3 separate regions of the Mus musculus genome follow, and all the other regions are linked to region 1. A link is a loop called in an ENCODE intact Hi-C map of the cell type or tissue named here. Cell type or tissue: gastrocnemius. All regions are shown on one strand.

What was found. Hi-C counts contacts between places; a loop is a spot of excess contacts. Peaks named below come from ENCODE experiments on the same cell type or tissue, not always from the same donor. Only the 100,000 strongest peaks of a DNase experiment are listed, where the experiment ranks them.
Region 2: a loop joins it to region 1, with 9 times the contacts of the local background. A loop is called at or near these places in 31 of 42 quality-filtered maps.
Region 3: a loop joins it to region 1, with 7 times the contacts of the local background. A loop is called at or near these places in 31 of 42 quality-filtered maps.

The regions. Positions count from the first base shown.
Region 1 is chr15:75,831,250-75,839,249 of GRCm38, reverse strand. Zc3h3 (zinc finger CCCH type containing 3) reads left to right here. Exons shown (of 12, transcript NM_172121.1): 3 at 1,587-1,783. Among named protein-coding and RNA genes, the nearest start is that of Zc3h3, 6.7 kb to the left of the region's middle. In gastrocnemius, a CTCF peak has its summit at 3,574 (motif pointing right); DNase peaks (open chromatin) are centred at 3,194 and 3,575; H3K27ac peaks cover 2,507 bases.
Region 2 is chr15:75,723,350-75,731,349 of GRCm38, reverse strand. No RefSeq gene overlaps it. Among named protein-coding and RNA genes, the nearest start is that of Mafa, 21 kb to the left of the region's middle. In gastrocnemius, a CTCF peak has its summit at 3,591 (motif pointing left); DNase peaks (open chromatin) are centred at 3,287 and 3,578.
Region 3 is chr15:75,710,543-75,718,542 of GRCm38, reverse strand. Rhpn1 (rhophilin, Rho GTPase binding protein 1) reads right to left here. Exons shown (of 15, transcript NM_001163465.1): 6 at 7,964-8,000; 7 at 7,711-7,877; 8 at 7,362-7,555; 9 at 6,833-6,989; 10 at 6,645-6,752; 11 at 6,092-6,286; 12 at 5,465-5,541; 13 at 5,178-5,324; 14 at 4,932-5,093; 15 at 4,124-4,491. The coding sequence ends at 4,318. Among named protein-coding and RNA genes, the nearest start is that of Rhpn1, 10 kb to the right of the region's middle. In gastrocnemius, CTCF peaks have their summits at 3,489 (motif pointing left) and 6,265 (motif pointing left); a DNase peak (open chromatin) is centred at 3,443.

The DNA of each region.
Region 1 (8,000 bases):
TGTCTTACAGTGTCCGGTCTAGGTGGGTGGGGCAGGGCTCATGAAGCGCTTTTGGTTCCTACATTAGAGAATTTGGACTTTAGCTTTCACTCCCTTCCTGGTTTCCAGGTTGGGGAAAAAGAAGGCCCCCGTTGGGTTTATTCAGCACCACTCATGTGTGACCTAAGCCGAGAGCTTTGAGTGTGATTTTGGGTTATGCTTCATGGAGTGAGGCTAGAAGTACTGTTGTCATATAGAGATGTGTCAGGTAAAGGCCGAATGATTCAGGCGCTTACCTGGGGCCCCAGTAAGGTTGAGGAGGCAAGAGCTCTGGCACTGGTAATGCCGACAGACCCATCTTTTCTTCTCTTGATGAGAAACTAGGTTTGGGTAGTTTCCCTTCTAGGTGGGCAGGGTTCAACAACATATGGTGCCTTGCCAGGTTAGGTGCTTGGGAGCAGCACGTGGGTCTGTCCAGTGTGTAGCATTAGGTGAATGCCGAGTGGCTGTCCTGGCCGGAGCAGTGGGTTATATGTCTGAGCTGTGGGTGGTGGACTAGGGTGCTGGGCTCCGCCAGGTATGCCTGGACTTCCCCTGCTCTGTTTTTACTTGAGGGCTCTAGGTTCTAGGAAGTCAGGCTTTGTGGGGCACTCTGGCCCTGTCCAGATAGAAGGATGTACCATTTGTGCCACATGGGGTGACTGAAAGGGACGGCAGCATGGCAGTCCCAGGCTTTTCCTGCCTTGTGCTCTGTTGCCATCTTCCAAGTGAGCTGAGGTGTTAGGTGTCCAGTGCTCCAGAGGGAACAGATTGCATTTACATCCCAGCTGGCTCTTTGCTGGTGGCCAAGTGACCAGGCCAAGCTGCTGGCTTATGAGCACATATCACTGAGGTCCTGACCCTTGCGTCCTTTCAGGATACTCTGAGATGGCATCCTAGCCTAGGGTATATGGTCACGGGGTCAGAAACTTCACATCAGCCACTGATGGCAAAGGTATTGTTTGCTTACCAGGCAGGGGGCCTGCCTATGCCATAAGACAGTGTTCTTCCAAAAGACATTTACTGTCCTTGTCATAAACCCCCCTAAGGAGGTTCTTCCTGCTGTCTTAATTTGGTCTTTGGCTCTCTGTATGCTCACTTCTTCTGGCTCTGTGCTGTCTCTAGTTATCTGAGCCTGGGTGCCATGCTCACCATGCCTAGAGAATAGATTTCTTCTTGTCATACCGGTGCCTTCCTCTATTGTGCGGCTTTCAGAGGTGGAGTATTGTAGCATCCTTGAAGATGTGCTTGGGAGATGGCATGCAAGCCTGATGGCAGCTCGTTTTCAGGAATGCGGTCCTTCTCCATCACCTTTTCCTGTAGTCTCGTACTAAAATCTGTACTAAAATTCCATCTGGCTTGGAGAAGGGCTGGGGCAGGGGCAGTGGGCAGTGAGCAGGGTGCAGGGTGCATGGGGCAGGGCAGGGACAGGGACAGGGTCTGAATCCACTCTGCTCTGCTCTACTTGGAGGACATTGCAACCTGTGCTGTCTCCAGTTGATGAAGGTGCTTGGGCCTTTGTCAGTGAGCCTGTTGGTAGTTTTTTTTTTTGTGTTTTATCTTCATAGCATTCCTGGGGACAAGAAGAACAGCCCTACAACTGCCACCACCAGCAAAAACCATCTTACCCAGCGACGGAGACAGGCCCTCCGGGGGAAGAATAGCCCGGTTCTAAGGAAGACTCCCCACAAGGGTCTGATGCAGGTCAACAGGCACCGGCTCTGCTGCCTGCCGTCCAGCCGGACCCACCTCTCCACCAAGGAAGGTATGACAAGGAGGAAAGCTTAGGCACTGGCTGAGGCTGGGCTGCACTCTGCTGGGATGATAGGAACCATGTTAAGGGGGGAGGGGTATAGAACCCAAGTGAAAGGCTAGAGAGAAGGGTGGCTTGGACATGGCTGGGTTCCCCTTGGCCAGTTGAGAAGGATGGGTTAAGAGGCTTACAGCTTTGGGTGGAGAAGATGGAAAGTCTGCTAGTGTTGCCTGGCAGAGTGTGAGGAAGGGCTGTGGGCTCCTTACTGGAATTCTCTAGAATAGCATCACTTGCTTATGTCTGTGGGGTAGAGTCTATGGACTGGGACAACTGGGAACAGCAAAGATTGTCTCCTGCTGGTAGTGGCTGTTACAATGTTCCCAAGCCCCACAGGTGGCCAGGGAAGAGTGAAGGGTGAGGGGTCCTGAGTTCAGTGTGTCTACCTGTGGTGCCTTGGATGTGTTAGGGGGCTATTGAAACTGTTGGTGGCACCTCCACTACAGGTGGAAGGATGGATAGCTTCTAGTAATAGACAGATGTGATGACTGCATTGTGCCCTGGTATTTCTGTTGCAGGAAGGGCTCTGGGGAGTCTCTCTATCCACAATTCACCTGCTGACCCGCCAAGCATGTGATGGGCACCTTGGGGCCAAGAATCATTCTAGTTCCTGGGGACACTGAGCCACATTCTAGTGGAGACGAGTGGCTGCCTGAGCCCTTGTCAACAGCCGGGACAGTTGGCTTTGGGTGGTGAACAAGAAAGCAGAAGCATATAGTTATGGGCTCCGGGGAGAGTGTCAACACTAGGCAGGCATTAGGAGTCTTCCTCAGCAGACTTGAGTTAGGAGAGGAAATGGCGCTCGCTCAGCTGTGCAGGTGAAGGCACTGTGGACCACAGAGCAGGAGGAAGATCATATAGCTGTGTGCTATACAGGATCAGAGAAGGGGGTTACCCCAGTGCAAAGGGCACTAGGTAATGGGGGAAGCTCTTTTATGCCAAAGGGAGGGAATAGGTTCTGTAATTTCAGGGAAGGATAGAAGAGGGAGCCAGGAGACAGCTTGTGTTGCTGCTCTCGGGAATATCAGGTGACAAGGTTGGGCTAGCAGGCTGGAGTAGACAGTGAGTCAGGATGGCTGGCATGCAAGGCCTTGTGTGTGAGCTCAAGGGGGTATCCTCATCTAAGTAGCAAGTGAGTTGTGAAAACAGGAGATGCTGAGCCTGTCTACTCAGGTAGCGGTTCCAGAGGCCACTACTCTCGGCTACTCTAGAGAGGCAGAGATCACATGGTGGGCTGTGTACAGGAGGCAGGAGGAGATGGGAGTGACAGTGGTAATTCCTCTGGACTGGAGCCTGGATGGATTTGGCTTGCTCTAGGGACCAGCTTGTGCTTTCCCCCTTGCAAGGCTTACTGTCTGCCTCTTTCCTTGCTTGTCTAAGTATCCCAGCCTGAATGATGTTCAAAGCTCCGGCCAGTCTGTTTGATTCCCTGGGCTGGAGTTTTGCCATATTGCTGATTGGAGCTTTTCTATCTCCAAGCAGTGCAGCCCCCCAAGCTTCTGTGGCTGTTAGCGTCTCCCAGTACGTGGGGTCAGTAGATAGGGGCTGCCCCTTTAGCTAGTGCTTAGAGGCCAATCTTTCTGCTTGCCTCCAGGAAAACACTTAGCCCTAGTTCCAGAATTTTCATGGTGCCAGTACCCTGATATCCACACTTTGTGTGCCAAGGAATTGGGTTAGCCTAGCTAACCCTGGCCAGCCCCTTCTCCAGGTCCCTACTCAGCCCTACTGTGTGGCCTAGCAGCCAGTAGAGGGCGCCCTTGCCCCTCTTATCCCTCCATCCACCCTTTTCTGGTAATTGATTGCCTAATTTCCTCTTTATGTGAAAGAAAGCAGATATCAAGTAATTTGCAGCAATAACCTGCTAATGCTGGGCCAGTATCGAAACTCCCCTGTTCATTTCAAGTGGCAGATAAAACACTAATACATAATTATCCTTGCAAATTGGATTGTTTTAAATAACCAAAAGGCTACGGCCAGAAGAAAGCGATCCCATCTCCCTCGAGTTACTCTTGCAGCGTAATTGCCGCGTTCAATCAATTTCCCTGGCATTAGAAATTCCATCACAATCAACATTAAGCTTTATTCATTGTGATGGCTAAGAGCCGGGCCATTTCTCCTCTTTTTCTTAACTGGCAAAATTAATCAGGGAAAAGATTTTAAACATTTACCCGTGCGAAAGAGGTCAGCGCTGCCACTATATTGCTCAGCAGATAAGGGGGCTAATAAAAAGAAAATTGAATTACTAATGATCACCAGGAACCGAGTATATAAAACCTGGCAATCGCCAGTTCAGGAGAAGGAGAATCAATTTTCTTGGGACAAGGTGCGCTCATTTTTTATTTTGGCGCGTATTATCAGCAATTTAATTTGAGAGCGCATAAACAGGAGGAAACAGTTAGGGAATAATGAGCCTGGAGGTGTAAAGTGCCGCAGGATATATGCTGTACACAATTTATTTGGCACAACAGATAATCGCTTTAATTGAATTCAAAACTGCATTGTTCAGCAGCCATGGGGCTGCTCAGGCCTGGGGACTGAGAGTATCAGGAAGGTTCCTGTCTGATGTAGTGTCTCTCTTCTGGTCAGCCTTTGGCTATGGGGTGGGATGAGCCCCCTAGAGAGCCCTGAGGCGGTCAAGGAGGCATGTGTGCTCCGTCTGCTGCTGAGACCTGCTTGGTCTGCCTCAACGGACAACTGTTAGAAAAGGCATCTGGGGAGAGGCGTTGATGCTTTAGGGGTGTGGCAATTGGTAGTTAGCATGTGATGCTCTTCCCCTGGTCGGTGTGGGGACATGGGACCTGGGAGGCTTGGAGGGAGCTCCCAGGCTTACTAACATAAGGCATGGCCTAGGCCTAGTATGTGGCTTGGCTCTGAGCTGTGTGCATGAGTGGTTTAATCTGATATAGCACCTGCTGCTCTAGCTTAGGTAGCAGCTTAGTAACAGTCAGTCATGGGCTTCTAACCAGCAGCCTCTTGGAAGCCTCAGCTGTGTACTGTAAAGAAAGAGCCTTTGTGGGAAGAGAGGTTGTGTCATCACCTCTCCGAGGTAGGTTTAGATAGGATGACACTTCTCTTTTATCTGCCCACGGTGGATATGTGGCCATTGCCTGCCCTTTTCTTCCTATACCTATGTTAAAAGTTTGGTCTTGGGGCTTAGGTAAAAACATTACTGCTTTTGCAGGACTTGATCAAGGTCAGTTCATAACTGCTTTTTTTTTGGTTTTTGAGACAGGGTTTCTCTGTGTAGCCCTGGCTGTCCTGGAACTCACTCTGTTAACCAGGCTGGCCTCGAACTCAGAAATCCGCCTGCCTCTGCATCCCAAGTGTTGGGATTAAAGGCGTGTGCCACCACTGCCTGGCACTTACAATTGCTTATAACTTGGTCTCCAGGGGATCTGTCACCCTCTTCTGGACTCCATGCATATGCACATGCATGTACACATATGCACATATGGACATACATACAGAGATCATTTAAAATAAAATGTTTCTAGCAACAAGGCTGGGACAATGGTTTAGCAGTTAAGAGGATATACTGCTTTTCTAGAGTACTCCAGTTTGATTCCCAGCACCCAACTCAGGTGGCTCACAACTGCCAATAACTCCTGTTCTAGGGAAGTCTTGACACCCCCAGTTTCCATGGACACCCATACTCAAGTGCATGTGGGCACCACACACACACACAAACTGTTAAAAATAAAATGAATCGGCAGGGTGTGGTAGTACATGCCTTTAGTCCTAGCACTCTAGAGGTAGAGGCAGGTGAGTAGATCTCTGAGTTTAAGGTCAGTCTCTTCTACAGAGTCAGTTTTAGGACAGCCAGGGCTGTACAGAGAAACCCTGTCTTAAAAAACCAAAAATAAATAAAATGAATGAATTATGTAAAAATAAATAAACAATAAAATAAAATTTAAAAATCTTTTCAACAAACCTTGGCCTTGCCCTGGAAATCGAGCCTTCTTAGGTAAAGGATTAATTTGGTCAGTTCTGGGTTCGGGCTTGCTGGGGGCTGGGTAATAAGGACGAGGTGAATTTTCACTGTGATTTCATGCAGACTAAGGCCTCCCAGCCTCCTAGGCTTTCACGTGAGTCTCCTGGGGAGAGTTACCTACTTCCAGTACAGAGTTCTTTGGCTTGTGGCAGTTCACTGTGGTGGCTCTGTGGTATATGCTTATTACACTGTCAGTGCTCATAGGTAAGAAACTGAGTGACCACTTATTTTGGATCACTGGCATAAGTGATTGTAAGTGACAAGCCTTGTCTGCTTGTATGGCCTTGGCTTACTCCGTGAAGGTCCTCTTGTCCTGCCTGTGGTGAGCGTCTGCTGGTATGGGTGGGTGCTCATTCCCACAGGTGGTTTTTAAGGAAGTACTCAGAGCGTCTTCCCAGTATAAGCTCTGTTAGCCTCACTCACCCTGCTACAAACTGGGTAGCTCTTTTGCCATCCCCAGCCTAGGACTGGTACCAGTCGGAGGCTGGGAACCCCTCAGATGTTCAGTGTTCTCTGAGAGCTGACCCTACCCCCAGCTTCAAGCCATCCTGAAGGCAGCCTCCTCAGAGCTCTGGCCAGTCTTTCTTGGTGTCTGGGTGAGGCCTGCCTTCATACTGTGGTAGGACAGCTTCTCCATTGTCCCTCCTGGCCATATAGACAAGTGCTTTCAAGCCTGCTGGCCTGATTTTGTGTGCTTCTAGGCCCTGCCCGTCAGCTTCATTCTTTGACCCCTCGAATTCCCTGCTCTGACAGAGTTCCCAAGCAGGCTTTTTTGGTGTATATGGGTCATTTCAGAGTCATGTTTGTTGTTTTGTTTTAGCTGTTCTGGGGAAGGGGCTGCTTGCCAGGTGGTTTTGGGCATGGGAGGAAACCTATCCATATTCCTCCTATACTCACAGCTTCACACTCAGTTTGTCCACTCATCGGGCATACTGGGCCTTGATCATTCCCAAGCACACGCTCTCCCTCTGAGCTCTGGCTTCAGTTCTCTTTTTTACCTTTATTTTTAGACAGAGTGTTACTAAGTTTTTCAGTGTGGCCTTGGACTCACACTGTAACCCAGAGAGGCCTTGAATTGCGATCTGCTTCAGCTTCCTGGGTATCTGGGACTAGTTACCCTCCTTACTTAATCCTGTGAACGTTTAAAGCCTAGGATATGTATGCAGCCTAGGCTAAATATGTAGTTAAGAACGTACTCGAACCTCCTGCTTCTGCCTCCCAGTGCTGGGATTATAGGCGTGAGCCACCATCCTGACTTTCACTTCTCCTATGGCAAAGTACTGTGGGGATCTTGCCTCTGATTAAGTCTGCCTTCTCTCTGCCTAGGTTTTGTCATTTAAAAGACTGGCCAGAGCTCTGAGGAGGCTGCCTTCAGGATGGCTAGAAGCTGGGGGTAGGCTCTGCCCCTTTTTGAAAGCCTCACTCCTTCTTGGCCAGGACTTGTTCATTCATGGGCCGGATCCTACCCCTCTGAGCAAAGTCCCACCTATTCTGGCCAGACACTAGACTTGGCTCCCTCAAAGAGCCCTGCCTTTGAAGACTTTGCCCAGCCAGACAATTCTTTTCTGTGAGTAGACCCCACCCACTCTGGCTAGCCATACCTCCACACTTTTTTTTTTTTTTTTTTTTTTTTTTTTTTTGCAGTGTGGTCCTTTTCCTTCAGATATCTAGGGCCCTCTGCCTTCATTCAGGCAACTGCTTAGTGCCCGTGGTCAGCCTTACAAGCCTATCTGCTTTAAGATCACCATGGCCGGGCGTGGTGGCACACGTCTTTAATCCCAGCACTCGGGAGGCAGAGGCAGGCAGATTTCTTGAATTCGAGGCTAGCCTGGTCTACAAAGTGAGTTCCAGGGCAGACAGAGCTACACAGAGAAACCCTGTCTCAAAAAAAAAACTCAAAAAAAAAAAAATCACCATGGCATTCCCACTTCCTGCTTCATTTCTGCAGTATGTGGATTTCTGTGTTAATTGTCTGTACTGCCTCACTAGAAAGGTCCTGTATGAGCGCTCTGTCCTACTCTTGTCACATAGATGTGAGTCTCTTGGTGCAGAGCCAGAGGAAGGAAGCTTATTCCATTGCAGAAGCAGTGTTTGGGACAGGGTTCCCTTCTGCAGACTATTCTGAGTGAAGATTGTTCTCTGTAATTCTGTCACCACATGTGTTACAAGCCAATTCCTGGC
Region 2 (8,000 bases), 110 kb after region 1:
AAGAAACAAGAGAAACAATCCCTTCTCCGATGAGTCTGGTGCCAGAAGGCCCTCACTAGATATCCTGCAGAAGTGCTTTGGTCTACAACAAGCTGAGGGCCCAGGTAGCTGGCACAGTGCAGAGCGAGCTCTATATAACCCAGGCAGAAGCTTCCTGAAGACTGGGTTTGGCCCAACAGTGAATCCTTATGCAGGGGAGCCCTGAGGAATATCAGATGGGACAGCTGGACCATTTCAGACACTCCCCCACACACACACACATACTCTAGGGCCGAAGGAGGCTAGGCTATGATTGTTGGAGCTAGCTGAACAATTGTCTGCAGTCCTTGAAGTTCCAAGGAGGAAGGACAATGGGCTTCATGGCTAGACCCCAGGAAAGAGAGTAAGGGACCTCAGATCCAGTTTTGTGGCCAGCAGAGCTTGAGTAGAGACCCTGAAGCCTCTGTCTTCTGCCCATCCCCCTCCACACAGAGGGCAGGGGCTGCTGGGCAAAAGTCTACGAAGACAGCACTCTCCCATAGCATAAAGGGCTCACTGTGAAACTCTGGCCCAAGCAGTCAGGAGGCATCTCCACTAGAAGGACAGAGGCAGTGGGCTGGGGGCTGGGTAGGGCTCCTCCCAGAGGCATCCATCTTACCAAGCCTTGCCAGGGGAGCTAGTGGCATCAATGTCAGTGAGCTGGGCGATACTGTGGGGACAGGTCCTCGTGTCACTGTAAGCCCTTGTGCCGGGAGGACAAAGTCATTGGATCAGTTTGCAGAAGAACCTGGAAGCTTAGGCATGGCTCTACTGCAGGGCAGGCATCAGGCTGCCCTGGGCTGCCACAGGGCTTCTCACACAGTCCTGCCTATAAGGAGCCCAGACAGAGTAAAGAGCCCAGCGGGGAACCATGGGGCAGGAGCACCACAGCAGGAGGCAGAGCCAGGCAGGGCAATGTCCTGGGCTGGCTTTGGGATTATATGATTTTTTTTTTTTTTTTTGAGATGCAGTCTCTTTATGTAGCCATGGCTCTCACACAACTTGCCATATAGACAAGGCTAGCCTTTAACGCACAGAAATCTGCCACCTCCTGAGTCCTGAGATTCAAAGTGCCATTACTCCTGGTCCTACTATACATGGCCCCGTGTGCTTTATTAAATAGAAACACTAACGCTGCCTGGCTCTCAGTGTATTTCCTCACAGTGAGGAAATGAGCCAGACAGTTTATCCATCAACCCCCAGGGCATGTTGTAGAGGGGAACACGGCACCTGCTGTGGAATTAGGCCAGGCAGAGGCCAGAGCTGGGATGAGCAGACCCCTAGCTGGGTGGCCATCGCCCATGTTACCCCCTCTGGTTACTTCTTATCTGTACCCCCACTATGTCTTCTTCACTGATACCCCACAGGACTTCCAGGGGCCTTAGGAGACACCCCAAACCAGCCTAACCTCCTTGGTAAGCCAAAGGCTACTGGGTTGGGTTCCAGGCCACTCTGCCAAACTATGAGCGAAACACATAATCAATATTAAGGGTGAACTTAACTCCAGAGGCTGTCCTTGGGTCTCTCAAAGGCTTCCCCTCTGCTGCCCGGAACACTATTACCATCCACCTCAGGTTTCTCTGCTGGGTTCTCCATAGGATGTGTGCTAAAGAAGGGCCCAGTAGTTGTGGCCTGGGCTGGGTGTGGTTGAAGACAGCTTGAGGCCGGGACTCTGCAGAGGGATGTTTTTTAGGGAGAGGTAGGAGTTTCCTTCAGTGAGACCAAAGGTCTTTAGTTGTCGCCCAAAGCACCTAAGATTGGACAGGACCAAGCAGACTATGCTAAAGACAGAGAAGAAGGCCCCTCCCTACTCCCATAAATGGACCCAAGCTTTGCTGCCTGATAGAAAGAGACCCAGACAACCATAAAACCTCACACTGCTGAGAGCAGAGAAGAAACCGGAAGGTTCCAGCAGGGTAGAGTAGGGGCGGATACAAAGGGGTCAGAAAGGTAAAGTGTCTCATCAGGCATGCAACCCTTTTCATCCACCCCCACCCCCACGTATACCAGACTCAGGATTGCAGAATAGGGACCTCTGAGGTGTTCTGAGTCTCACAAAGCACATGTTGGAGGTCAGGGTACCGAGAAATGAGAGAGAACCAAGGAAGAGGCCGTCGCAAGCTCAGAGAGCTGAGTGAAGTAGCCACAGGAGAGTCGCTACACCATCCAGGTGATAGGCACACAGGAGAGAAAGCTCAGACAGGACATGATGACACAGTTGTGTGGGGTCAGTCCACATATAAGCAGGACCCAAGGCTGGAAGTGTTCAAGAGGAAGAGAGGGGAGGGGAGGATACAGGCATAAAGAGTGGGAGGGAGGGGATGAGAGAGAGACAGATAGAAATGAAGGAAGGGGGAGGGGGTTCAACTATGACTTGCTGGATGGTATGTAGACACCCAGTGTGACCAACTGGTCTGGTAACTAGAGCCAGAGGTGACTAGGAGCCCACAGGGGTAAGGGGATGGAGGCTTGTGTTCTGCAGTGGCGCGTACCCCATCCTGTACCCCCAGGGGGTACAGAGCCCATCAGGAAGCAACACACTGTTCTCTTGCAGCTCAGAGCCTCTACGGAAGGACAGGTGGCTTCCCACCAAGGGAGGTGCAGGCCTCAGGGATGGTGGTGCACCGTGGCTTTTGCCAGCCTGTTAAACAAGAACAAAAACCAAAACCACATTCCCCATCAAAGCCACACAGTGTTTCCAGCAGCTTTTTCTGTGGTGAAGCAGCCAAGGTGCTCTTCAGCAAGTGATGCATGAATGAACCACAGTCCGTTCAAACAACAGAAAATGACCCAGTACTGACAGACTCCTTACGCAAAAGACAAGAGCAGCAGATTAACTTTGCTGGCAGGAAAGGTTGGAGATAGCAGTGCTGCCTGGTCCCCGTCCCGCAGAGTCACAGACAGGGGCCAAGTCTAAGGTAGGTGGGTGTGGCTTTGGGATTGTGACCAGTCACCACAGGACTGAAAGCTAGAACCATTCTATCACTGCAATGCAAGCTGCGGCTGACAGGGCGTGCACACACAAACAACCCCCTCCAAGGGGACGTGGAAATCCTCAATCATTTGTCTACAATCTAAGACAGCTCAAGGAAATAACGCGATTAATTATGTGTATAAGAAGAAACTGCGAAGAGGCATTTGGGTCTGGCATGGCTCCCGCCTCTGTTGAAGGGAACACAGACGTGGGGATCTTCCTGTCCCCGGGGTCACAGGTAGAGAGGCAGGGCTTAAATAAGACCTTGAAGGGGCTGGGGGTGGAGCTGTGTTCGTGCCCGCCCCCTCCCGTCTGTCCCGATTTGCATCCCCCTCCCCTCTGCTCTCCTCCTCCCTTCCCCTTTCTCCTTCTTAAGTCTCCCCTCCCCTCTCTATTGCCAGGGCCAGTTCCCTGATGAGCTGATCAATGCTCATCACCATTCGTGGAGATTCTAACTCAAGTGTGGCATCTCAATCAACATTGCTGCCGTCCCAAGCTATCGACGAGAGGCTTGTGAACAAATGAGCCCTTTGACTAGCCCCTGGCCTCCATAGAGCTGTTACCTATCTGGGCTCTGTGCGCCTCCTAGTGGTTGTGTGGTGAAACACAGCCTAGAAAGCTTTGGGCAGAGTGAGGGAGTAGGCAACCAACCTGTAGGAGGCACAGCACAAGTCCACCCTGTGTGACCTCTGGTCTCTGACCATCTCCAGTCACACCCTACACAAGACACCTTCATAAGACCCCAGAATGGGGCAGTGCTGCATACTTTAATCACAATTCTTGGGGGCCAAGGCATGTGGTTCTTTGTGAGTTCAAGGCCAGCCTGGTCTCTAGCTAGTTTTAGGCCATTCAGAGATAAAAGGTGACAAACAAACAAACAAACAAACAAACAAGAAGCACCGCAAACAAAAGACACCAGAACATACCATTCCCAACCTGCGCAGAACACTCTCCCTGCCCCCATTCTCTAACTAGTATGTGCTAGAGTCCCACAGTCCCCCTGGCTGGCTCTGTGCTTGTCTCCCATGTGTTCCAGACTACCCTGCTGCCCACAGTGCCTGCCTCAGGACTTTCACATGTCCAGGTCCCTAGGCAGACACTTCATCATATCTGTAATCTCCTCTGCATCTGACCAAACCACTCCACCTAGCACGCACCCCAGCCTTGCAGCCCACACCCCAGCCTTGCAGCCGCACCCCAGCCTTGCAGCCCGCACCCCAGCCTTGCAGCCCGCACCCCAGCCTTGCAGCCCGCACCCCAGCCTTGCAGCCCGCACCCCAGCCTTGCAGCCCTCACCCCAGCCTTGCAGCCCGCACCCCAGCCTTGCAGCCTGCACCTCAGCTTTGCAGCCTGCACCCTAGCCTTGGGCTGTTCCAGAAGTCGGGGAGTCTTTTGCTGGCTGATAGTTATCTTCAAAACTTGGTACATAGTATGTCCACTGTTGACTGAATAAATGAAATAACCGGGTGAGAGGAGGGGCAGGAGAGCCTGGTGGTCACAGACCTGAGCTTGGAGTCGCCTGCAGAATGCTGACACCAGCTCTGGTCCTCCTGTCCTCATCAGAGCGTAGCTTCTCACCCGAGGAATGTCTGGAGCCATCTGTTGAGGCCATAGGTCAGGGTTGAGTCCTCCTGGGGGGCGCTGTGGAGGCAGCATGGTGGGATTTTGGCAGAGAGCAGAAAGGATTTCAGCCCTGCCTCGCTACCCCTTCTCTAATATGGCAGAACTCTGTGGCTCGTATGCAGGGGCAGAGATCAGAGGCCTCGTTCACCCTCCTCAACTCCTCATCCTCCTGGAAGAAAGGCTGGCACAGCTAAAAGATGAGGAGAATCCTTGGCTCCCTCAGATGCCTCTGGGCTCTGGGCATCAGTACTGCAGGGGCTGGGGCCCCTGGAACCTCTTCTGACACACTGCTTATCCACTCTGACTTCTGAACTAGCCTGTCATTGGGTGACTGCCTCCTCCATCCTATTAGTAGCCTGGACTAGGCATGGCAGGCACCTTGTGTGTGCATGGTCAACTGACTCTCTGACCCAACTTCTCTGTCTTGTGCTCTGCCTGGGTCAGTGACACCTGAGCTTTGAGGGTTCCACAGTGGGTCTGTGTATGCAGGGCTGATCCTGCTGCCAGCTCCACTCACTCCTTCCCCAGTTCGCAGCAGAGACTAGTAGGCCCAAGGTCAGTGGACTTCATATTGACAACGTCTCTCCACCCTAGGCTGTCGGAGGGAGGGAGGAGGCTGTTTGGCTCGATACGGCCCATCTTGTGAGACAATAAATTTGGCCATTGACCCAGCAAGCAGACGTCGATAAATGAACGGTTAATATAAACATTGTCCTTCCCAAATTAATCCAGGCTGTGGGGGGGGGCCTGGGAAAGTGGGAAACTGAAATATGGAAGGAGGTCGGAGGACAGGAGCATCGCTGGGAGTCTCTCAGCCTTCACACACCCCTGTGGGGAGGCAAATGCGCCTTTCTCCCTCAGTGAGTGTGCTCTGAGGCAGGCGTGTGCTCTCCTAAGGCAGAAACACAAAGGGAAATGGCAGAACCACCCCAGCCTAGGTGAATCTCCCTACTTCCTTCTTCCCCCCCATGTTACTTGAGATATGTTTAGCTGACAAAGGGTTCACTGCTATATAAATACATGTCTTGGAGTGTCTATGTTTTCTGAAGATCCTAGTGTGGAGAGTAGACCTATCCAACCTGTGCTGGTCACCCCCCTTTCTGAAGTAGGACTCAGATTCATGAAGAATCCTAGCATGCTCAGTGCCCTCAGGTAACTATGGCCCCTGTGTTTTCCATGGAGAAACCTTGTGGTGATTTGAATGAGAATGGCCTCCATAAGGCTCCTATAGTTGAACACTTGGTCCGCAGTTGGTGGGACTGTTTGGGAAGGATTAGGAGGTGTGGCCTTGTTGGAGGAGGTGTGTCACTGGGGACAGGTTTTGAGGTTTCAAAAGACTCATACCATTCCCATCATCTCTTTCTCTGCCTGCAACTTATGGATCAAGGTGCGACCCTCAGCTGCTCATGCCGCCAGGGCAGCTAACCCTCGGCAACCATATGCCTCAGATGAAGTGCTTGCTTGTTTGCGGCAGGATTTCTTTGTGTAGCCTTAGCTGATCTGGAACTCACTCTGTAGACCAGAACTCTGGCTCTGAACTCACAGAGATTTGCCTGCCTCTGCCTTCCCAGGGCTGGGATTAAAGGCGTGTGCCACCACCGCCCAGCACATTAACTGTCTTTCTTATGTTGCCTTGGATGTGGTGTTTTATCACAGCAACAGGAAAGTAACTAAAGGTGCTGCTTATTTGGAGTGGCACAGGCCGTAGCCCAGAGCACTGCTCTGCTCTCTGCAGTGTGGCCTGCTGTTTTCTCTTCCGGCACCGGCAACCAGCTGTACTCAGCTTTCCTCCCGTGTCCTGTGTCTAAGCCTTAGGAAAACGGAGGCCCAGAGCTCCCTGGATGGGCTGTGAGGTCCAGTGGGAGGCCCACTCATTAAAAAGGCCACTGGTGACACAGGCAGTTGCCCATAGGTTATGGTCTCCCTCCAGGTCAGGTTGGTGGTACGTGCTGTAAGCCTGCAAGCTACTGTCCCTGCTTCAGAATAAAGAACCAACTCCCTCCAGGCCCTGACTTCCCCAGTGGGAAAGCTGCCTCAGAAGCTCCCAGCACAGAGCAAGGTGGAGAACCCATGATGGATGGGCACTGGGGAGGAGGGGGGCTTGCTGGGGGGTGAAGGGAGGCTGGCCTGCCCTGACTGGGCAGATGGGAAGTAGCTGTCAGCACCTAATGGGCCTGTGACAAATGGGGTGGGATTCAGTGGACGCTACCTCTCCATGCCTGCCCCAGAAAGGCTCCAAGGATGGGAGATTCCCAGCCCCAAACTCAGGAATCATTACGTGAATCTCAGGAAGCCCAGGAGAGGTCTGGGTCCATTTCTGTGGTTCTTGGGGGGGCGTTTCCTGGATCCCCTGCATGGACAGAGACAATCGGGTGGGGGCTGGGGCCTGAGGTGGGCTTCCAGTGGCTCACGCCCTACTGACTGGCCAAAGCAAGTGCTGAGCTCAGCGCTGGCTGACCCAGGGCTTTAGGGACCATTAAAAACATTCTGGGCTGCCGGCCGCCAGAGACATCAATCTATGCTGGACACAGCGCTTCTGCTCTCTCTCTCTCTCTCTCTCTCTCTCTCTCTCACCTCCCCCGAGCTTCCTCCGGAGCCTTACCTCTGGTCTCCAGCTTCACTTTGGCCTGTCTTAGCTCCTATCCTCCTAGATGAGGGCTCCTCTGCCCTGCTGTTTGTGAGACACTTATCCCCAGAGTCTCAGGGATACACGCTGTTGAGAACTACCCTGGGGAATATTCTGGGGGTCCCACTGTCAGGAGGCCCTAGAGGAGATGTAGGAGAAGGGGCTGTCCAGCTAGGGAGATGCCATCCGTGCGTCAGAGGACCAGCATGGGAAACTGGGAAGCTGGAGGCAACAGTGGATATGGCCTTAGCAGCACCATGCTGAGCGTCACAGACCTTTGCTGAAAATGGCTGAGAGGGAACTTTGGAGTATTTTCTAATAGGCTGTGGAGGTCCAGTTCCAGCCTGTCTGGGCAGGATCTGGGGTAGTTGTCTGACTATATTTCCTGAGCTTGGGTGGGGCTTGGCTGCCCAACCGAGGGCCCTGGAAGTTGGAGAGGTGATGATGGAGGTTGCTGGGCCCAGGCAGCAAGTGTGAGCCCTGGGCCCCATTCACTGCTAAAAGGAGGAATAACAGAGGAATAAGAAGCCAGGGACTGTCCGAGAGACTTCTGCGAATGCTCTGTGTAGTTCAATGGAGGGGAACCATCCCAGGCCTGACTTAGGAGTCTTGTGGGCAGAGCAGGGCTAGGGAGACAGGGGGACATGCCATTGTTGCTCAGAGAGCCACTTACAAGGGAATAAGCAGGCTGGGCATAGGGGGACAGTCCACCTGTGGGAAGGGCACTTCATGGTGGCACTGTGGGATGTAGCCCCTGCT
Region 3 (8,000 bases), 120 kb after region 1:
CCTGCCATCCCTAATGCTATCCCATTTCCCGGAGTCACAGCATCATGGTTGCCTAGCCCCATACTGGACACTTAAGTATCAGAGATGGTGATACACAAAGGTGTTGATGCCAGGGATAGTGGGTAAGGTCAGGCAGACAGGAGCCAGGGAGGAAGACCAATGCTTCATGGTTTGCTCTACATGGCCTGCTCAGCTTGCTTTCTTATACTTCCCAGGACTACCTGCTCAGGGATGGCACCACCCACAGCGAGCTGGGCCCTCCCACACCAATCATCAACGAAGAAAGTGCCCCACAGACTTGCCCACAGGCCCATCTGACTACCCTCTGAAGGTCCCTTTCCCCCAGGGTGACTCTAACCTGTGTTAGATTGACAGAAATGAATTAGCACTGTGGCAGAGGCAGGGGACTTCAGTGATGGCGGCACGGAAGTGATTTTGACATAAGCCGTGGTTGAATGGGACGATGGAGGTTGGGCGGTAGAGCAGAGACCCGTGTTGGTGGGGATGGAGATGGGGTGAAAAGCTGTTGGGGAAAGAGAAGAGTGGGGAGGAGGAGAGAGAAGAGAGGGGGAGAGAAGAGAGGGAGAGGGGAATGTGAGGGTTGTGAAGTTGGGGATACAGAAGCGGAGAGTGAAGGGGGTGTGTGCCTTGCAGAACAGTTCTGGGGCCTCGGGGCAGGTGTGTGGGGAGATCACTTCCACAGCCTGCAGGGGAGAATGGGACTCGGGCCTCATGAGTGGATAGGGCCAGGGTTGGGGCCTCTTTGGTCCTGTCCTACCTGACACATGAGAGCAGCATGCTGAGGACAATGGTTGCAGGTGAGGGGCTGGGTTGTGGCCACAGCCCACTCATCTCCTCAGAGCTGAAGGAAGAGCCACAGGACATACATAGCTGGGACTGGAGTCTCAGTGGCCTATACGGGTACAGTGCATCTTTTCTTGAGTCAGAGCAGAGCCCTTGCTGGGCCTGTCTAGTGTCCTCTGCTCTTGGAACAGGGCCAAGAACATTTCTACTCCCGAGGGAGCCAGGGTCCTGGGCCCCCATTGTCTAGAGAGTTTTGTTGCCCTGCCCACCAGAGTTGTGGGTTCTGTGCTCTTGGTAAAGAGCCGTGGCAGGCCACGGTGTGATGGCTGTTCTCTGGCAGTGGCTTTCCGAAAGCCGATAGGCTTTCTAGCCAGGCTAGTGTGATCTGGACTGATCTAGCTCCTCCAAGGCCAGCCGCAGGTCTTCACCCTCTTTCTTATTTTGGGAAACGGAGGCACAGGCAACTAAACCGCTGTAACTCTGTGCCTTGTTCTGGCTTGGCCATCTTTTTTCTCCCCCGCCTGGGCTATAGTTCTGAGTAGCTCACTCCTGCATCTGTCCTATATCAGTTGCCTCTCCCCACTTGAGCCAGTACCCAGCCAGAACCCCCCCACCCCCTACTGTGGGCTCCTGACTTAGGTGCCCCATCAGGCAGGACACATGTCTGGCTTGCATCTTCACCCCTCTTCCTTGGACAGCCCAACCGTGTAGTGTTAAATTTACTAAGGGATGACAGGAGTTCAGGGACCCACCTCCCCGGCCTGGGAGCTTTGGTGCACGGCTTTCTCCCATGTCTGCAGCTGAACTCACAAATCCCTGGCCAGTGGGAACAATGAACAAAATAAAATATTGATGGGCATGGGGGGTGCGAGTGGTAGGCGGAGGCTCTGGGCTGGGCCTCAGACCCAAAGCACACATGTGAAAGGAGGGGCCTAGAAGACGGTAGCCCTGAGGCCCCTGAGGTTGAGGCAGGTAGCAGGGTCCTTCCACCTGGCCATCTCTATTTGACTATCCATCACCAGCCCCCCACTCCACGTGCACCCCGCCCTCACTCCATCTCCACCCCCACTCTCTCTTCTGCGCCTCCCTCTCCCACATTAATCTCCGGGCCTCTCACTGCTGATTCAAGCAAAACAGAGTTTGCCTTTTCCCCTCTCGGCAGATTTTGTTGGCAAAGCAGAAAGGAATCACAGCATACGCACGTCTCAGCCTCCTGCCCAGGGAGCCACTCTGAAAATGAAGCACCCCTCCGTGGTGTGAGCTGACTTGGGTTGTATGTGTGGCCAGTGCGCACAGGCACCTCACTTCTACGAGCCTTGTGATCTCCCTGATGGTTCTGGACCCTGGCTCCTCATTGGCTGTGAGGAGACAGGCCGGTCCCTGTTCTTCCCTCTTGGGCAGCACATGTGTGACATATGTCACTTGTCCTCTGCAGGTACTCGGAGCCCTCACTAGCCAGTTGGCCCTATCCTTGTTCATGACCCCAGGGTTCACCTGTGATCCACAAGCCAGAGGCTGCAGTTTTGAGCAGGGGTGTGGCCAAGCAAAAGCAGCCCAAGGTGGGGACATCGACTCTAAAGGCTGAGAAGATGCCAGCTAGGTCAGAAGGTTTGGGGAACTGTGTGGGGTGGGATGGTAGGAAGAGATAAGCCAGGGTAAATGGGCCAGAACCAGGATTGCTCACATTCTCGGTGGGGTACCCATCAGCTGGTCCATTAGGGTAGCAGTGTGTGTGAAGATCAGGGCCAATACCCTCCAGCATGCCAGTGTGCGTTACATACACCCATTTTCTCGTCTAAAAAGTTCACACAGAGGGCTAGGTAGGGCTTCCCTGGTCACTCAGTCCTAGCCCAGATGGAATTCTAGACTCTACCTGGTCTTGGGAGCTTTCTCACCTTGACAGCTGGGCCTGAGTCAAGGACCTCTGTCCTCCTTCTGGGAGGAGTCTCCACAGCACAGGAAGGGCCTTAAGAGAGGTCCCTGAAATGGGGAAACTTTTGAGCCAGGTACTTGAGAGTTAAGGCAGAGAGCTCAGTTAGCAAGGGCCCAGGAGTGAAGGCGAAGGCGGCATGGAAAGATTAGTGGAGAGGGTACAGACAGGCCCTGGTAGCCTAGCCACTCACTGTGCAGGCGAGGGGCAGCTCCAGGCGTCATCTCAACAGATCACCCAAGATGTGCTTGTGTGTGTGTCCCACGCTTACTGTCCTCCACAAGGTCTGCCCCCCTGTCATTCCTGATTATCATGTAATGGCTTCCTTGACACACAGTTTTATTAATAAAATTTGCAAGTGTTGCGGAGCCTGAGCGGCCTTGTCCATTCTGCTGAGCTGGAGATTGTCCCGGGAGGGCAGGTGAGTGGATCCCCTGGGTGGGTGCCTCTCCTATTTCAGAAGAAAGCTGCGTCTTCAGGACTCACTCCACTCACCGGCTGGCCCTGGACGCGGATGTCTGGCCAGGGTGATGGGCGGCAGAGCCCTGGACTGTGTAGGCAGACCTGGAGCATGGACTTGGGTGCTCTCCCCTGGGAGCCCCTGGGCAGAGGCTTGAAAGGGCGTGGGTGGGTTGCTGACTATGGCCGCTTGCTTCTCTTTCCTGGGCCGTCCTCAGGTTCTCAGAATCCTGGGGGTTGGAAGAGCTGCAGCCTCCTCGGGCTGCATGAATGGGTGACAGCCGCCCCCTGGTGGTTGCAGAGAGCAAGTTCTCCATCTAATTTGTTTTGTTTTCTTTCTAGTTCGGGGACTGAGCCCAGGGTTTCTTGCATTCTCTACCACGGAGATACATACAGCCTTTCTGTTTCCATGCGGAACCTTCCAGGGCCTTTGAGGGAGAGCATCTTCATGGCTTCAGCCATGCATAGCTCAGGACTGCGTTTCATATGGTGTCCCCACCCTGTCCCTCTGAGTCCGGGTCCTGAGCCCATCCTTCTGGGGAACCTGTCAGGACCTGCGTGGGAGCAGGTAGAATGGGCAACAGGATGGTCTGGAAGCTGGGGAAGCATGAGGGGACTGGAGATAAAAATGTCTTTGCTGAGATCTTACACACGGAAGAGCTGACTAACCAGCAAGGGAGGCTGGTGACCAGAAGGGCTACTAGGAACCAGGCAGAATCAGGGTGGAGCCGTCAGGGTACATGCCCAGAGCAACTGGATGTGAGGATAGAGCCAGGCATCCGCAGAGTAGATGAGGCATGGCAGGGGCCAAGGGGCCTGCTGCTGGAGGACAGCCCCAGCTCTGCTGCCCTCTGCAGAGGGAAACTACATCTGGACTACACTGAGACATCTCTCTGGTGGGGTAAAGTGACCGAAGCTTCAGTACCCGACTCAGACTCACCTCATCTGACCAGCATTTTTAATAGACATCTCTAAGCAAGGTGGGGGCAGCCTGATAGTCCCCAAGAGTAGAGGACAGACCCCGCTAGGCACATCTGGCTAGTTGGAGCTGATTCCAGGGTGATGTACATAGGAGTATGGCCCCCACAGCCATCCTGAGCACACAGGGATACGGGGTGTCCAGCTCAGGGGCAGGTGACACAGTTCCTGTTGGTGCAGGGGTCAGGGTGGCTTCCAGTCTTGCCTTGTTTATTCTTGCGGCTCCAGCCAAGGATGGGCCAGGGGCGGGTACGTGTGGGCATCGGTGTCTCAAAACCACACTCTCTCTGGTTCCACAGCAGTGCTGCCCGTCGGGGTCCCTGCAGCCAGGACAGAGATGGATGTTGTCAGCCATCACTGCCTGCCCTATCTGTGGCCACCCTGAGAAAATATTAGAGCCTTCTAGGAGCCATAGGTGTGTTAGGGGCATGTTAGGGGCATTTGAAGTGGCCATGCGAGGCTCCTTGTTTGTTGCTTGCCACCCAAACCCGGGGTGGCCATGCTGGACAGATGTGACCTCTGGGATAGCCTGGTCTACTCTGGGGACAAAAACCCCACCAAGGTGGTCTGGGCGCTTCATCTGGAGTAGGACAGTAGCCACGCTATGGAGGCACCATCAGAGGTGACCACTGCCCAGAAAGCCACTCCTACTAAAGGCTACCTAGCTACTTTCCCTTTGAGGACCCGGGGGTGGGGTTGGGGACAACCAGGGCTGGGTAGGACTGAGGGTTGGGGAGCTTTTCCTAGGCCAAGCGCTTACTGTGCCACGTGGCTCAGGGCTGGGCAGCAATGACACGACCTGCAGGCTCACGCCTTCCTCGCCCATGCTCCTCAGCTGTGTCACCACCTCCAGGTGCTTCCACCACTTGCACGGCTGCCCGTTCACGGACACGATGTAGTCGCCCTCCTTCAGGCCAGCGGACTGCGGAGAATGTGGATCGGTGAGGTGGTGGCAGTATCTAGCGGTCCTCTAGGATTCCAGCACCCCGGGCTAGAGGGCCTTTACCTCAGCCTGACCCCCAGGGACGACAGCAGCGATGAGGACTGGAGAGTCTCCGCGCAGCGTGAACCCGAAGCTTCCCTCTCCTCGAGTCATGTGCACCGGCCCTACCAACTGCCATCGGTTCTTGGTTGAAAACACAGACAAGGGTCCCTGGGAGGAGACAAGTGGTGGAGGGCTGGCTGGGTGGCAGTCACAGAGCCACTGACCCCCATCTTAGCCCACACACCCTGGAGCAGGAACAGGGGTGGGGCCGAAGGGAGGAGGACAGGTTGGGGAACTGGCCTGCTCACCAGCCGATGGAAGAAGTCAGTCACCTTCACCTGCGACAGGCTAGGCATCCTCACCTCTGGGGTCTGGTGAGTCTTGGCTGACCAGGTAGGAGGGAAAGGAGGATTGGAGCTGAACCCCAGGCCCTTGGCCCTCCCAGAACCAGCGTTCCACCGGTGGGATTTGGCTCAGCTCAGAGGAGTGTGTGGCCCGAGGGGGCACATGGGACCGTCCTGGGTCCTCAAAGCCTAGCTGTCCCTACTCACAGCTGGGGCTACACTATTTCCCTGAATATACGTAGAGGTTCCCAGGAATGTACTTGGAAGCCCCAGCTGGCACTGTGCCTCTGTCCCCTCTTGCAAGGCAAGAGTCAAGTGGGGAAGGAAGTGGCAGGGGATGCTGGGCTGATATCCTCACAGTCTCCACTTCTCAACACAGCCTGCCTCCCACCCACCCAAAGAGGGCTTTGCTCACTGTGTGAGGCTGACCTTCAACTCTGTCCTCCTGATTCAGGGTCCCTAGTGCTAGGCTGGGATCTATAGACACGTGCTACCACACCCGGCTTGCTGACTGCCTCTCAGCTGTAGCTGCGGGGGCTCAGCTTGGCCCTCTGACTGGCAGACTCATCCCGAAGGGCCCTAGATGCTCACGTTGGATGTCTGGGGCCTCCGTAGCCTCGAAGAAGTCATCCTCGCGCTCGAGCTGTGAGTACTTGGCCAGGGAGCGCCGCAGTGCCTGAGTCACCACAACCTGCAGCAGGTCCACCTTGCGCAGGACTCTGCACAAGGTGTGAAGCCGCAGCGCCTCCTCCTGGCCCAGGATGGCACGCTTCAGGTGGGCCTTGGCTGTGCACAGGCATGGCACTGTCACACGCACGCACGCACGCACGCACGCACGCACGCACGCACGCACGCACGCACCATGCATCATGCATACAAGCTGGCCCCTTCCAGGCGGGGTTCCAGACCCTCTGTCTCAGGATGCATTAGGAAGTGGAATGAGCCACAGGGTTGGATGGTGTTGACCAGATTGGGAAAGTCCTGCCAGGCCCAACAGATCAGCAAGGGAAGAAAGAGCTGTCCCCAGCTGCCCAGTTTAACAACCCTCGTCTCAGCAGTTCCCACCAACCCAGGGATGTCAGCTGCTGAGTGGCTGTCGGGGCCACACCGTGGTTAGCCCAGGGCCCTGCCTGGGATGTCTCACCAAGCTTCCTGCGGTCTTCTGGGTGCTGCGGCAGTGTGGGGCCCAGGGGCTCATGGGGAGTGGAGGGCTGGAAGACGTGCTCCTGCCTTGCGAGTTCACCCTTGGCTGCTGCTAGGGGTCAGAGAGTCCATGAGCCTGAGTAGGGAGCCTCTGTGGGTCCACACAGGCATGAGGAGGGACACACTCACGGTGGCTTTCGCAGAGGGCCATGGCTGCATGATAGTGGGCCAGGGCGCAGAAGTGCTCAGCCTTGACGTGCGCCAGGTTAGTCCAGGAGGCAGGCAGGTAGTCTCGGACAGGTGGCTGGGCCATGGCCCGGTGCACAAGCCCATATTCAGTTGCCACCTGCCAGCAGGCATGAAGGTACAAATGGAAACTCTGTCTTTCCCTCAGCCCATTGGAGCTCAAGAGACAAGGCCACTGCCTCTGCACCCTGGGCTTAATCTCCATCTACTCTGCCCCAAGTTCCAGCAGCCTCTCCCTAGACTCCAAGCTGAGCCAGACCTGGGCATCTGGGGGCTCTGTTCCTATTCTCAGGACCTCAAGAAAAGCTGGGACAGCAACTGGCTTTAGCGAATGACACAGAGCACTAGATGCAGGTGCCCATCCTTCCCTGACCTGGCTCCATCCCAACTCTGTCCCTGTCCTCCTGAGCTCTGCTCTCACTCTTTGAGTGGCCACCAAGTCGGGCTTCTGGGCAGGGCTCCTTGCCCTCACCTGGGCAGCTTCCTGGGCCAGCTGCAGTTGATCTGGACAGATGTCAGGTGTGGCAGAGGCTGGCAGTAAAAGGCCCTTGAAGATGCATTCCTGTGCCTGGGCAATCATGAGCTGCTCCAGCATGGAGAGAGAGGCAGCACTCATGTCTGGGCTTGGCGCGTGGGAGAAGTTCTCCCTCAGGAGTCTGAAGGCCCCTGAGGATGGATACAGTGCTCATGCGGGCAGGGATTCCCCATGCCCACCAGGACGACCTTCAGAACGTCACACAGGGAGACCATGTCCACCAACACTACTTCCTGCCACAGAGCTGGGCGCCACACCCTTCTTATTTATGGTCTACAGCTCTCACCAGCAGCCCTCTGGAAAGCCTCAGCAGCGTGGTTGGTGCCCTCGGTGCAGGAGCAATCCTGCCGTGCTCCAATCTGCGTGTGGAGTGCCCCAATGTTAAACAGTACACTGCCCTTCTCGAAGGCCAGAGCCCGCTGCTGTGCCGGGACCCCCGTGAGCGAGTCGTACCTGCGGCATGGTGTCAGGATGGGTACAGTTCCCATAACGACCTGGCCTCCCTTCCCTGGGCCTCCGCCTCTGTTGCTAGCCCCTACCAGTGGAAGAGCAGCCCGGGGCTCCTGGAGGGACTGA